2 separate regions of the Homo sapiens genome follow, and region 2 is linked to region 1. A link is an interaction called in ENCODE POLR2A ChIA-PET data of the cell type or tissue named here. Cell type or tissue: PC-9. All regions are shown on one strand. Each heading gives the region's core, and the rest is flanking DNA. Links, peaks and the distances in the headings are about the cores only. Region 1 has its middle 5.3 kb from the start of KLRG2. Region 2 has its middle 6.7 kb from the start of KIAA1549.

Evidence for each region. Peaks named below come from ENCODE experiments on the same cell type or tissue, not always from the same donor. Only the 100,000 strongest peaks of a DNase experiment are listed, where the experiment ranks them.
Region 2: POLR2A ChIA-PET joins it to region 1 with 10 read pairs; 3 of 35 experiments call an interaction of 5 or more read pairs at or near these places.

What each region holds. Positions count from the first base shown.
Region 1 is chr7:139,485,476-139,492,394 of GRCh38, forward strand. No RefSeq gene overlaps it. Among named protein-coding and RNA genes, the nearest start is that of KLRG2, 5.3 kb to the left of the region's middle. In PC-9, for the core only: no CTCF peak of the experiment used is centred there; no DNase peak of the experiment used is centred there.
Region 2 is chr7:138,984,668-138,991,586 of GRCh38, forward strand. No RefSeq gene overlaps it. Among named protein-coding and RNA genes, the nearest start is that of KIAA1549, 6.7 kb to the left of the region's middle. In PC-9, for the core only: no CTCF peak of the experiment used is centred there; a DNase peak (open chromatin) is centred at 1,924; H3K27ac peaks cover 369 bases.

The DNA.
Region 1 (6,919 bases), core at 1,976-4,475:
AGGCAGGAGAATTGCTTGAACTCGGGAGGCAGAGTTTGCAGTGAGCCGAGATTGTGCCACTGTACTCCAGCCTGGGTGACAGAAGGAGACTCCATCTCAAAAAAAAAAAAAAAGAGAAGGGATGAGACAATGTTGAGGATAAAGCCCTCAGTGGCAGACCATCCACATCAATTTTTGAGTAAAATAATTAATCTTATTTGTGCCCTCATGAAGAGGACCAACGATTAACAGCACAAACAACAGCCAACACCAAAGACGTCTCAATTGGTTCAGCTTACACTTTTCTGACTGAAAAATTAAAGTTGAGCAAAGTTTCCACTCTATGGAAAACCATTGCGTCCAGATCAGCTGCAGCCAAGAGCAGAACTTTCAATGGAAATTTAAAACGAGTAGGATCAAGATCCTGAAGCATTTCTCTGAAGAGTTGTAACAGAAGATGGAACGTGGCTTTACCAGTAGGATCCTGAAGACAAAGCACAAAGCAATGGCTCCCAAGAGGTGGAAGTGGCCCAGTCACAGCAAAAGTGGACAGGTCAAGAGCAGAAGTCACAGCAACAGTTTTTTGGGATGCTCAAGGCATTTTGCTTGTTGGCTTTCTAGAGGGCAAAAGAGCAATAACATCTGCTTACTATGAGAGTGTTTTGAGAAAGCCAAAACTTTAGCAGAAAATCACCTGGGAAAGCTTCACCAAAGGGTCCTTCTCCACCACTACGAGGCTTCTGCTCATTCCTCATCAGTCAAGGGCATCACTCAACATGTTCAAGTTTTAAATGCCTCTTTGGGCCCAGTACCCTCCTCCTGCTAACACCCTCTCTATTCTTCCTTGTCGTGGCCAAACTTTTTTTTTTTTTTTGAAAGAGAGTCTTGTTCTGTCACCTAGGCTGGAGTGCAGTGGCGTGATCTCGGCTCACTACAACCATGGCCTCCTGGGTTCAAGCAATTCTCGTGCCTCAGCCTCCCAAGTAGCTGGGATTATAGGTGTGCACCATCACAACCGCTTAATTTTTGTATTTTTAGTAGAGACAGGGTCTTGAACTCCTGACCTCAGGTGATCTGCCCGCTTCAACCTCCCAAAGTGCTGGGATTACAGGCGTGAGCCACCACACCGGGCCATGACCAACCTTTTTTAACAAGGTAATTGCCCCCATCTGTCTGCCAAAATTTTCCTTGGCAAGGGTACAAGTCACCAAACCCAGCAAATGCTTTTTTTCCATTTTTGGAAAAAAAAGATATATATATATATATATGTTATATTTTATATATATTATAAGGATGGAGGAGTCTCGCTATGTTGCCCAGGCTAGTCTTGAACTCCTGGCCTTAAGCCATCTTCTCGCCTCGGCCTCCCAAAGTGCTGGGCTTACAGGTGTGAGTTACTGTGCCCGGCCTGCAGATGCTCTTCAGTGCTCGTTTTATCTCTCAGGTTTTGACATTATGATCATTTCTTCCTCCTCTCAAAAACCCACTCATCTGTGGCCTGTGGGCTTCCTGACACCACCTCTACCAGCTCTCCTTCTGCCTTCCTGGCTGTTCCTTTGAAAATTGCTGCAGAGCTTCTCACCCACCATACGTCAGTGACCTTCAAGCCCAGATCTTTCTCCTGAGCTTAGGTTCTTCTTTGCAGGAATTTGACACTAGATATGAGAGACCCAGAGCCGAGTGTTGTCAGAGCTCCTAGTAGGGCAGCTCCCTAGAGAGAAAGCCCAGAAACTCCTGCTCTGGGCCCCAGAGTTTGTCCGATCTCAGCCCTTCCTAAAGCTTGTTTGTTCAATTCTGTGGATTTCACGAGACCCTGAGTATCCTTCTCATACCTCCTCCACTTTTTGCCTTATCATTTAAGACTCTGGGTCAGGCATGGTGACTCACACCTGTAATCCCAGCACGTTGGGAGGCCAAGGCAGGAGGATCACTTGAGCCCAGGAGTTTGAATCTGGGCAGCATAGGGAGACTTTGTCTTTACTAAAAAAGCAAAAAGTTAGCTGGGTGCAGTGGCATGCACCTGTGGTCTCAGCTACTAGAGAGGCTGAGGCGGGAGGATTGTTTGAGCCTGGGAGTTTGAGGCTGCAGTGAGCTGTGATTGTGCCACTGCACTCCAGCCTGGGCAACAGAGTGAGATCCTGTCTCACAAAAAGAAAGGAAGGAGAGAAAGAGAGTAAAGGGGAGAGGAGGGAAGGAAAGGGGAAGACAAAGGGGAAGGGGAAGGGAAGGGTGAGGTGAAGGGGAAGGGGGAGGGGAGGGTAAGGGTAAGGGTAAGGTGAAGGTGAAGGTGAAGGTGAAGGTGAAGGGGAGGGGGAAGGGAAGGGGGAGGGAAGGGAAGGTAGATAAAAGGAAGGAAGGAAGGAGGAACTGATTGCAAGTGGCCGAAAACCCAAGTCTCACTGGGCTCCACGTCTGTCTTGGGGTGAGGGCCAGGCTTCGATGGAGTCTCTCTATACCTCCTGTGACACAGCACAGCAGCCTGGCACCAGAAGGCCATTTACAACTTCTAAATTGAGACATCCTAAGATAGGTGAATTACCCAAATGTTTCAAGGGGGTTCAGATGTTGGCTGGCAAAAAAGAACAAATATCTACCGTGATCCTTCCTTTCATCCTTTTCTCCCTTTCCCTCACTTTAAAATCCTGTTTTCTGCTTGCAACAGCAATGTATGTCTGCAATACAAAATATAGATATTACAGAAGTGCATACTGTAGAAAAGAAAGGTCCCCTGTTTTCTATGCTCCAGAGATTTCTGTTATTAACATTTTGGTATGCAGTCTTCAAGATTTTTAAACAAATGTATACACTAACCTGTACTGTTATTATATATATAAATATCTTTATTTCCAAAACTTCACTCATATTAAATGTTTTCCTATATGTAATTTATTTAAGAAGTCTCCTGATGGACGTTTGAGTTGTTTCCATTTGGGTGACATAATTACTGTAATGCTGAACATGATATAGATATAATTCAGTGAGCATACTTGTATATATTGTTTTTAAAAATCACATCTCTGAAATATCTTCAGAATAGAATCATTAAAATGAAATTGCTGAGCCAAAGGGTGGTCAGAATTTTGAATGTGATGGGTACTGCTAAATTACCCACAAGAGGCTCAACAAACAAAGGATGCGAGGGCTGTTCCCGTGGCCGCCCCATCGCTCCGTATCATCAATCTTCTTAGTCCTTACCAATCTGATGGGCAAAAATATTGAATTCCAGCTTGCATTTCTTTAACTATGAATGAAGCTGAACATCTTTTCATTTGTTAGTTGTGCTACTGAGAAGTGTCTTGGACACTGTCAGGGCCTGGATGAAATACCACTAACATTTCCTCTAATGCCAGTTCCAAATCACTGGCTGGTTCCAGGAGGTGGCCCTGCAGGAATCCTCATCATTTTTCCTGCCCCACACCATGAGGTTCACTGGTCAAGGGTGGCTGATGGTATCTGGTCTGTCCGAACAGACTGAGTTCTACAAGCATAAATTAAATTGCAGCTTAATTCCCCAGAGAGGAGGCAAACATTCCCACTCCTGGTTCTTGGCTGATGTCATCCCCGTGGCATCTTGGGCCCCTCTAGGGGCCCTGGAGACACAGATGAGGAAGGAGAGGGGTTTCCGCACAGCCAGCTCCCTGGCACAGCCCATCCCCAGCTCACATTCCACCTGCTCAGAGGCTCAGAGGGTACCCAAGCCAGTGTGACATCCCCTCACACCGCCTAAGCCCCCACCTTGGTCTCTCACCTGTCAGCTGTCTTCCTAGCATTCTCCACAGTCTGTGGTCAGCACGTGCACATGGTTGTTCACCCTTTAATGCTTGTCTCTGGCCCCCTAGAAATCCTCACTGCATCCCCAGATCAGTATCTGACACGCCATCCCTGGTTCTTGACTGACATCTCCGCCAGGAGCTTAGTGAATATTTATTAAATAAATTATGCTGAATGGGGCATTGTGCAGAGTGCTTCACACACCTGGTCTCTCTTCCCCCCCTCAATCTTTGGTTGACACATTTTTAAACATTAAGAAAAATGGAAAGAATAAATGGTGATCACGTGAACGCCCTCCACCTTGATTCAACAGTTAGCATTTCACACATCGTTCTTGTCCTTCTCTCCACCTCTGTGCAAACATTCTCTCTGTTGTTATGGAACCATCTGAGTGTGAGCTGCCGACCTCGTGAAGCCTCACCCTTCAATATTTCAGCGTGCATCTGCGAAGAATACACGTGTTTTCCATAAGTACAACGCCATTCTCACACCAAAGAAATGAACAATAACGCCGAGCCAGGTGATATTTTGGAGACCAAATTTAAATTTTTCTAATTTTTTTTCCAACCAGGTTCCCATCAGGGTTCAAGCATGACATTTGGCTGTTGGGTCCATTTACTCTTCATAATAACTAAAATCCCTACTTCACAGGTGAGGAAACTGAGATTCAGAGAGGTTGAGGAGCTAGTGTAGGGGTGCACGGCTCCTAAGTGGGAAAGCCAGCATGTCATTGGGCAGCTCCGGCTCCCAAACACATCTTTTCTCCCCTTTTGCTGCTTTATGCTCCCCTAGTCCTCCTGGTTCCCCGAATGTTTCATCCCCAGTCTCCCGCTGATTGAGTCCATGCAGGTCATGGGCTGGGGCAGAGGTATAGATGTTGCTCCCGTTACTAACAGACTAGGCCTCACTTTCCAGTTCCTTCAGCCACACCGCACCCCTGACCCCCATCCCCTGTAACTTTCTGAGACATCAGCCATCCAATGGGAGTGACGAGGCAGCCTCATTTTAGTGGAGGATCCACCTGCAGCTGGGCGAGGCAGAGGAGAGAGAGCTAGGCAGCTCTAGGGGAGGAACAAAAGGTAGCTTTAGGTCAAGAGTGTGGGTAAGGCAGGGACTGAGAAAACATTCCACCTGAATACACACAAGCTTATCCCGGGAGAATTGGAGAAGAGCCATGGCCAGCAGGAAAACAGCTCCCTGAGACATCTGTGTGTTGAAACAAAGGCCCTCCCTTGAGGTGGAGGTTGCAGTGAGCTGAGATCACGCCATTGCACTCCAGCCTGGGCAACAAGAGGGAAACTCCATCTCAAAAAAAAAAAAAAAAAAAGGAACATGAGGTCAGGAGTTTGAGACCAGCCTGACCAACATGGTGAAACCCCATCTCTACTAAAAATACAAAAATTAGCCAGGCTTGGTGGCACGCACCTGTAATCTCAGCTACTTGGGAGGCTGGGGCAGGAGAATCACTTGAACCCAGGAGGCGGAGGTTGCAGTGAGCTGAGATTATGCCATTGCACTTGAGCCTGGGCAACAAGAGCGAAACTCCGTCTCAAAAACAAACAAACAAAAAAACAAAACACACACACAAAAAAACTGGATCATGAGATCAGGAGTTTGAGACCAGCCTGACCAACATGGTGAAACTCCGTCTCTACTAAAAATACAAAAATTGGCTGGGCGTGGTGGCAGGCGCCTATAATCTCAGCCACTCAGGAAGCTGAGGCAGGAGAATCGCTTGAACCCGGGAGGTGGAGTTTGCAGTGAGCTGAGATTGTGGCACTGCACTCCAGCCTGGGTGACAGAGTGAGACTCCGTCTCAAAAGAAAAAACAAAACAAAACAAAACCCTCCCTTTTAGAAGCTCCATCCCCAGAATCCTTTCCTGTCCAATGCAGCACTTGTGGGATTGTAATGGTGTGGATAGACAGCTGTGGCTCAGGGATATGGGGGGCAGACCTAGCTCTCCTCTGCATTAGTGTCCCCAGCGTTAGCTGACTTTGTCGAGTCTGGGGTTCAATACTTGGAAAGACCTAGATGGGAGCAGGTAGAAGGACCAGGAGACCTGGGGGAGCAATGGAGTAGGGCTGGGCTTGGATATGTGAGACCAGGAAAAGCACTTCCTTGCATCACAGGTGTGTAACAGACTTTTCCTGCCAGGCTGTGTGGGACTCCTGTCACCAGAGACTGAGGGTAGCAAAGGGAGGAGGTACAAGTGCCCAGGAGCACCTTGGTGAAGAGGTCCCAGATTTAAGGATAATAGTATCTTCTTCCCCTCTGAACTAAATCAGCCCATTATGAATGAGATTTGCTAGTCCAAGAGTCTTGAGGCCTAAGTATCCCCCAAATCAAACAGGCCTTGCAAAAATCTAATCAAAGGCCTAGAATACACCACCAGAAAGTCATGACTAAATGTAGAAAATTGTAGTCTAATCAAATATATTAACAGCTATTATGTGTTCATGTGTGTTTTAAGACAAAGGTGGTAATTATTTCTATAATCAGGAAAAAAAGCCATGAAGAAATCATTTTCAGGGAAAAGTGGGGAGGAGTGGAGAAAAGAGTAGAATATAAGGTCTCCCAAATACAAGAATTTGGCAAGTTTCTCTAGCACTGCCCAAGATAGAGAGACACCAGATATTCTGATTCCCTGAGATGCAAGGGACTCATGCCTGCCCCATGCCACCCACTGCCAGGCTCCTAACACTGAAACCCTAAACCAATATGGGAGGGAGAGCTGGCCTGGGAAGTATCAGGGGTCCTTCACCACTAATGTGCAGGTGGCTGGGAGTCTCTCCTCAGTTTCTGTCTTAGTCCATTTTCTGTTGCTATAGCAGAATACCTGCCAGGTATTCTGAGACTGAGTAATTCACAAAGAAAAGAAAAGGCCAGGTGCAATGGTTCATGCCTATAATCCCAGCAATTTGGGAGGCCAAGGCAGACAGATCACTTGAGGTCAGGAGTTCAGGACCAGCCTGGCCAATATGGTGAAACCCCATCTCTACCAAAGATACAAAAATTAGCTGGTGTCGTGGCACATGTCTTGTAATCCCAGCTACTCAGGGGGCTGATGCAGGAGAATCACTTGAACCCAGGAGGCAGAGGTTGCAGTGAGCCAAGATCACACCACTGCACTCAAGCCTGGGCAACAGAACGAGACTTGGTCTCAAAAA
Region 2 (6,919 bases), core at 618-3,117, 500 kb before region 1:
AAATGGCCAAATGTGAAATGGGCTGCGTGAGCCCCTATTTGCACTCTTGACCTGGGCCCCTCAATTCTTAGGGTCTGGATAAGGATGGGACAGAGGGACTGAAGTTAGAGGATGGCTGGAAGTCGGTAGAGGGTAGTGTGAGAGTCCTAGAATAGGAATCAGGACAGCTGAGTTCTGCGTTCTGCTCTGTCACAGAAAAGTTTATGAACTTGAACAAAATGCTTCACCCTACTCTCAAACCTCAAATGTTCTTATCTGATGATGGGCTTCACATGCCTACCTTGCTTAGCTGTGGGTTCGGTTCTTAAGAGAATTATACAAAATAAGATGAATGTTCACAAAGGTCATTCATTAAATTCAATGAATATTTTTTGAGCATGTACCATATGCCAGGCAGTGCAGTGGGCACTGGAGGTATAACGGTGAACAAAACAAAGGCCCTTCCTCGTGGAACTTATGTTCTAGTGAGAGGAGACAGGCAATCAGTAAGTGAGCCTTCGGCTGATGACAACAATTTGCAGAATAACAAAGAGGGAAAAGGAGTGAGGGAAGGGTCAGTGTTACTGTGTTAAATAGAATAGTCAGGGATGATCACCCTACTAAGGTGACATTGGGCCATGGGGATAGCTGGGGAAGAGGGTGTCAGGCAGAGGGAACAACTGTGCAAAGTGGAGAAGTAGCCAGAATAAACATTCAAAAAATATTTACTGAGTCCCTACTAAGTAAGCGCCCCGTAGAGTCATGTGCTAAATGATCAGTAAGATTAATTAGGCCGGGCACAGTGGCTCACGTCTGTAATTCTAGCACTTTGGGAGGCTGAGGCAGGTGGATTGCTTGAGCCCAGGAGTTTGAGACCAGCCTGGGCGACATGGTGAGACTCCCATCTCTATGAAGAAATCCAAAACATTAGCTAGGCATGGTGGCGTGCACCTGTAGTCCCAGCCACCCGAGAGGCTGAGGTGGGAGGATCACCTGAGCCTGAGGAGGTCAAGGCTGCAGTGAGCCGTGATCATGCCAGTGCACTTCAGCCTGGGCAACAGAGCTAGACCCTGCCTCAAAAAAAAAAAAAATAATAATTGTCTACAGTTTTTTCAAGGAGCTTACAGTCTTACGGGAAAAAAAAAAACAAATTTTAAAAACCTACATATTGCAAAGTAGAACATGACAGATGTCCGAAGGAAGTTATAAAAAAAAGTTCAAAGAAGTAGAAATCATATTTGGCACAAGAGATCAAGCAAAGCTTCAGTGTAGTGTTGCATGGAAGCTGGGTGTTAGGGGGCGCCTAAAAAATGAAGAGGACTTGGACAGCTAAAGAGAACAGGACAGGTGTTCCAGGTGGAGGGAACCAACAGTACAAAAATATAAAGGCAGGAATGCATGAAATTTATCTAGCTGATGGCCAGATCAGCTAGAGCAGTGGTTCACAATGCTGACTGCAAATTAAAATCACCTGGACACCACAAACAAAACAAAACAGAACACCCCCAGGCCACACTTCAGACCAGTAAAATCCAAATCTCTGCAGACCAGGCTTGGACAGCCCTGTCTTTTAAAAGCTTCCCAGGATTCCAGTGTGTAAGAACCATTGAGCTAGATGTCTAAGAGTGAGACTTTATAATCACTTACTGAAAGTGGTAAGACATACCAGACCTAGAGAGGCGCAGCAGAGAAGAGAGAAAAGGGAAGCTGATATAGAACAAGGAGAGCTTAAAGATCTGGCTGAAGGGTTTGGACTTAATTTTGTAGGTGACGGTGGATCATTAAAGATTTGTTCAGATATTATTAGAACTAAGCACAAGAAGGATTACTCTATTAACATTATATAAGATGATTTGGAAAGAGAAAAGACTAAAGAGGAGACCAATTAAAACAAGATTTTTTTTTTTTTTTTTTTTTTGAGATGGAGTCTAGCTCTGTCACCAGGCTGGAATGCAGTGACGCAATCTATGCTCACTGCAACCTCTACCTCCCCGGTTCAAGCGATTCTCCTGCCTCAGCCTCCCGAGTAGCTGGGACGGCAGGCGCACATCACCACGCCCAGCTAATTTTTTTGTATTTTTAGTAGAGGCGGGTTTTCACCATGTTGGCCAGGCTGGTCTTCATCTCTTGACCTCGAGATCCGCCTGCCTCGGCCTCCTAAAGTGCTGGGATTACAGGCGTGAGCCACTGCACCTAGCCAGAACAAGATCTTAATGCTGCTGCATGAATATCAAGGATCAAAATATTTTTCACCATCAAACAGACAAAACTTTTAAAATTTTGATTATATTCATTTGTATATTCAAGTGTATAGCAAAATAGGCACTCTCGAATTCTACTGGTGTAGCCATTTTGGAGGATAATTTGACCTTATCTATCAAAATATAAAATCAGCTCACTTCCTTTTCCTTTTTTTTTTTTCAAGTCAAGTTTAATTCAGCTGGCAAATTTAGTCAGGTAATTTAATCAGATAAAATTCACCTTTTTTGGCCAGGCGTGGTGGCTCATGCCTGTAATCCTAGCACTTTGGGAGGCCAGGATGGGTGGATCACGAGGTCAGGAGTTTGAGACCAGCCTGACCAACCTGGCAAAACCCCGTCTCTACTAAAAATACAAAAATTAGCCAGGTGTGGTGGTGCGTGCCTGTAATCCCAACTAGTCGGGAGGCTGAGGCAGGAAAATAGCTTGAACCCGGAAGGCGAAGGTTGCAGTGAGCAGAGATCACATCATTGCACTCCAGCCTGGTGACAGAGCGAGACTCTGTCTCAAAAAATAAATAAATAAATAAATAAAAGTTCGCCTTTTTTTTTTCAGGTTTTAAAAATAATCTTTATTTTTTAAAAGTTAATATGTACAATTCAGGAAACTGAAAAACACAAGAAGCAAAGAACAAAGCTATCCACAATCATAAGCAGTTTGATGAAAATTCACCTTTTAAAAATGTTCAGTGAGTTTCAACAATTCTATGAAATCCTATAACCACCACCACATTCAAGGTAAAGAACATTTACATTGCCCTTAAAGTTCCCTTGTGCCAGCTTGCAGTCTATCCCATACCCTCCCTCTGACAGCCACTGATCTGATTTCTGTTTCTACAGCTTTGCCTTTTCCAGCATTTGACATAAATGGAATTATATAGTATGTAGCACTTTGTGTCTGGTTTCTTTTACTTAGCATAATGTCTGAGATTCATCCAAGTTGTTGCATGCGTCAGTAACTTGTTCCTTTCTATTGCTTAGTAGTATTCCATTGAATGGATATACCACAATTTGTCCAGTCACCAACTGATGAACATTTGGATTGTTTCCAGGTTTTTGGTCATTATTAATAATGCTGCTAAAAACATTTGTTTTCAGGTATTTTGTGTGAACATATGTTTTCATTTCTCTTGGGTAAATACCTAGGAGTAGATCTGCTAAGTCATGTGATAAATGTAAATTTAACTGGGTGGCGTGATAAATGTAAATTTAAACTGCCCAACTGTCTTCCCAGGTGGGATATATTTTAGATCCCCACCAGCAATGTATGAAAGGTCTAGTTGTTCCATACCCTTGTTAGCACTTGATTTTGTTAGCCTTTTTAATTTGAACCATTCTAGCAAGTGTCTAATGATATCTCATTGTGCACTTAATCTGCCTTGTCCTCATGACTAATGATATTGAACACTCTCCATGTGTTTATTTGCAATCAATATGTCTTCTTTGGTGGCATGTCTGTTCAAATCTTACCAAATTGTATATTTATGTATTCTAAATACAAATCTTTTATCCGATGTGTGTTTTGCAAATGTTTTCTCCTAGTCCATAACTTGTCTTTTCATTCTCTTAAGATATTCAAAGAGAAGAGGTTTTTAACTTTGGTGAAATACACTTTTTTATTATTTTTTTCTTTTTTGTTTCATGTTTTTTGTGTCCTAAAAAATATTTGCCTAGCTCGAGGTCACAAATATTTTCTCTCATGTTTCTATCCAGAAACTTAATGTTTTAGCTCTTATGTTTCAGTCTATGATCCATTTGAGTCAACTTTGATGTATTTTGTGAGATTAAAGGGTTGAAGTTAATTTTGTGGGTGTGATGTCTAGTTGTTATAGCACCATTTGTTGCAGACTATCCTTTTGCCATTTAATTGACTTTATATTTTCTCAAAATTAATTGACTAGGTATGTGTGGATTTATTTCTAGACTTTGTATTCTCTTCCATGGAAGACTCACATATTACATGGGCATGGGGGAGTAAGATACTGTATAGTATAATCCCACTAATGAAAAAAAAGTGGGATTGTGATTGTAAACCCACTTTTTAAAAAAGTATGAGTGTAAACAGTCGTTACTACTGGGAAAGGAAATCAAGTTTAGAGAGGAGTTGGGAAGTGAATGTATGAAGGGGAAAATTCACTTTTTGCTCCATATAATCATACACCTGATTACAATAATCTTACCTGTGATTAATACACATCATATCATCTGAACTTTTTTCTTTATTTTTCATTTATTTAACTCCACTCCTGTGACAGATTAGATAGCATTTGAATTTTTGACACCAGCATATACTGCTTTTGTATTTCAAAATTTTTCTAAATAAAAACTTTGTGGGTTTGAATGGAAATTAGAAAATGGATGAGACACATTCTGGATGCTAAATGAGTCGGTGAGATATGAGGAGAGGAAAGAATGAAAGATGATTCAGAGATTTTGGACCATCTGTGGAAGGATAGGAAAAAAAGGAATTCAGCTGGAAAGCCTGGGTGAGAAGCAAAGATGGAGGGTTGGGTTCTGAGTGTGTTGGCTGTGAGGTGCTGGACCCATACCAGGGAGCTGTGCTGACGCCAGCGATGGCGAAGGTGAGCTGAGGGCTTGGAAGATGTGACTCCAGATATGGAATCATTCATACGGCGTCATTAGCTAAAGATGAGAGAGTAAATGACTGCCTAGAAAGGGAGGGGAGAAGGCAAGAAAAGAGGGCCAAGGAGAGCCCTGGAGAAAGACCTTCGTTTTGGAAAGGCTGAAGAGGAGTCCGTGAAAAAGGCAGAGAAAGATCTAGAAAGAAAGCGGAGAAGCACAATGGAAATGTGGTGTCACCAACAGCCTGGGAAACAAGTTTTAAAATAGAGAGGACAGTCAATGTCAAAGACAACAGGACTGAGAAGACCTCTTTGGACTTGCAGATGCAGTTGTTAAAAAGAGACTTTCCTTCTGTGCCTGGCTCATTTTGTCCTCCGGGTTCATCCATGCAGTCTCAAATAACAAGATTTCCTTCTTTTTTAAGGCTGAATAGTATTCCATTGTGTCTGTATACACCACATTCTCTTTATCCATTCATCCCACAATGGACATATAAGTTGATTCCATATCTTGGCTTTTGTGAATAAGCTGCAGTGAACATGGAGGTGCAGATACCTCTTCAACTGATTTCATTTCCTCTGAATGTATACCCAATAGTGGGATTGCTGGACCATAGGATAGTTTTACTTTGAATTTTTTGAGGACCCTTCATACTGTGTCGAAGTGAGGGGGTGGCAGGGGAGGAGAGGCAAACAAAAAGGGGTAAAAGAATGAGTGGGTTAGGAAGTAGTGGAGGCCACAGAAGATGGCGGGTAACAGGGTTGAGATATTTTTTAGGATAGGTAAGACTGAACATCCTTGTAGATTTAAGAGGTGTCCAAAGACAACGAGAGAATAAGATCCAAGAGAGGGATCATCGATAGAGCAAATTCTCAGAGCTAAGAGCAGATGGAATCAACAGCAACAGGTCATTCTTTTGAAATGGCAGCTTCAGCCAGGCGCTGTGGCTCACACCTGAAATCCCAGCACTTTGGGAGGCCGAGGCGGGCGGATCATGAGGTCAGGAGATCGAGACCATCCTGGCCAACATGGTGAAACCCCATCTCTACTGAAAATACAAAAATTAGCCTGGTGTGGTGGCACAAGCCTGGAGTCCCAGCTATACTCGGTAGGCTGAGACAGGAGAATTGCTTGAACCCGGGAGGCGGAGGTTGCAGTGAGCTGAAACTGCACCACTGCACTCCAGCCTGATGACAGAGCGAGACTCCATCTTAAAAAAAAAGATATGGCAGCTTCAGCAGCCCAATGTCCAGTGTCAGGAGAGTGGCTTAATGGCTTGATAAAATCACCATACAGTAACACATGGAAATGTTATACTTCTGTGAAAAAACATAGGAAGTGTTTGGGTTATAATGTTAAGTGGAGGAAAAAATATATATAAAATGGTTTATGAGCTGATATAAAACAATGTGTATGACTGAGAAAGAACTGCGCATACTTAAAATTGTTGTATTGAGGTAATGGGATTATGGGCATTCATCCTCTCCTTTGATGATGATGTTGTATTTGTCTTTTCAATAGAAAATGTTTACAAGAACGAACAATCTTCTTCCAAAAGAAGAGAGAAAGGACAGATTAATCAAGGTAAAGGCCTTAAGTAGTCTCTAAAGTGATTTCTTCCCCGGCCGGGCTTGGTGGCTCATGCCTGTAATCCCAGCACTTTGGGAGGCCGAGGCAGGTGGATCACCTGAGGTCAGGAGTTCAAGACCAGCCTGACCAACATGAAGAAACCCCGTCTTTACTAAAAATACAACATTAGCCAGGTGTGGTGGTGCATGCCTGTAATCCCAGCTACTCAGGAGGCTGAGGCGGGAGAAATGCTTGAACCTGGGAGACGGAGGTTGCAATGAGCCGAGATTACGCCATTGCACTCCAGCCTGGGCAACAAGAGTGAAACTCCGTCTAAAAAAATAAATAAATAAATAATAAAATAAAGTGATTTCTTCCTTTTCAACATCAGTGTCTCAATGTCAGGTGGCAGTATTTGGACTAAAACACAAAAATCCTAAAGAGGAAAAGATAGCATGAGCTAGAGTAGGTATGGAAGGTTTCACAGAGTACGTGGGGCTTAACCTGGGTCTTGAACAATGAGAACAATG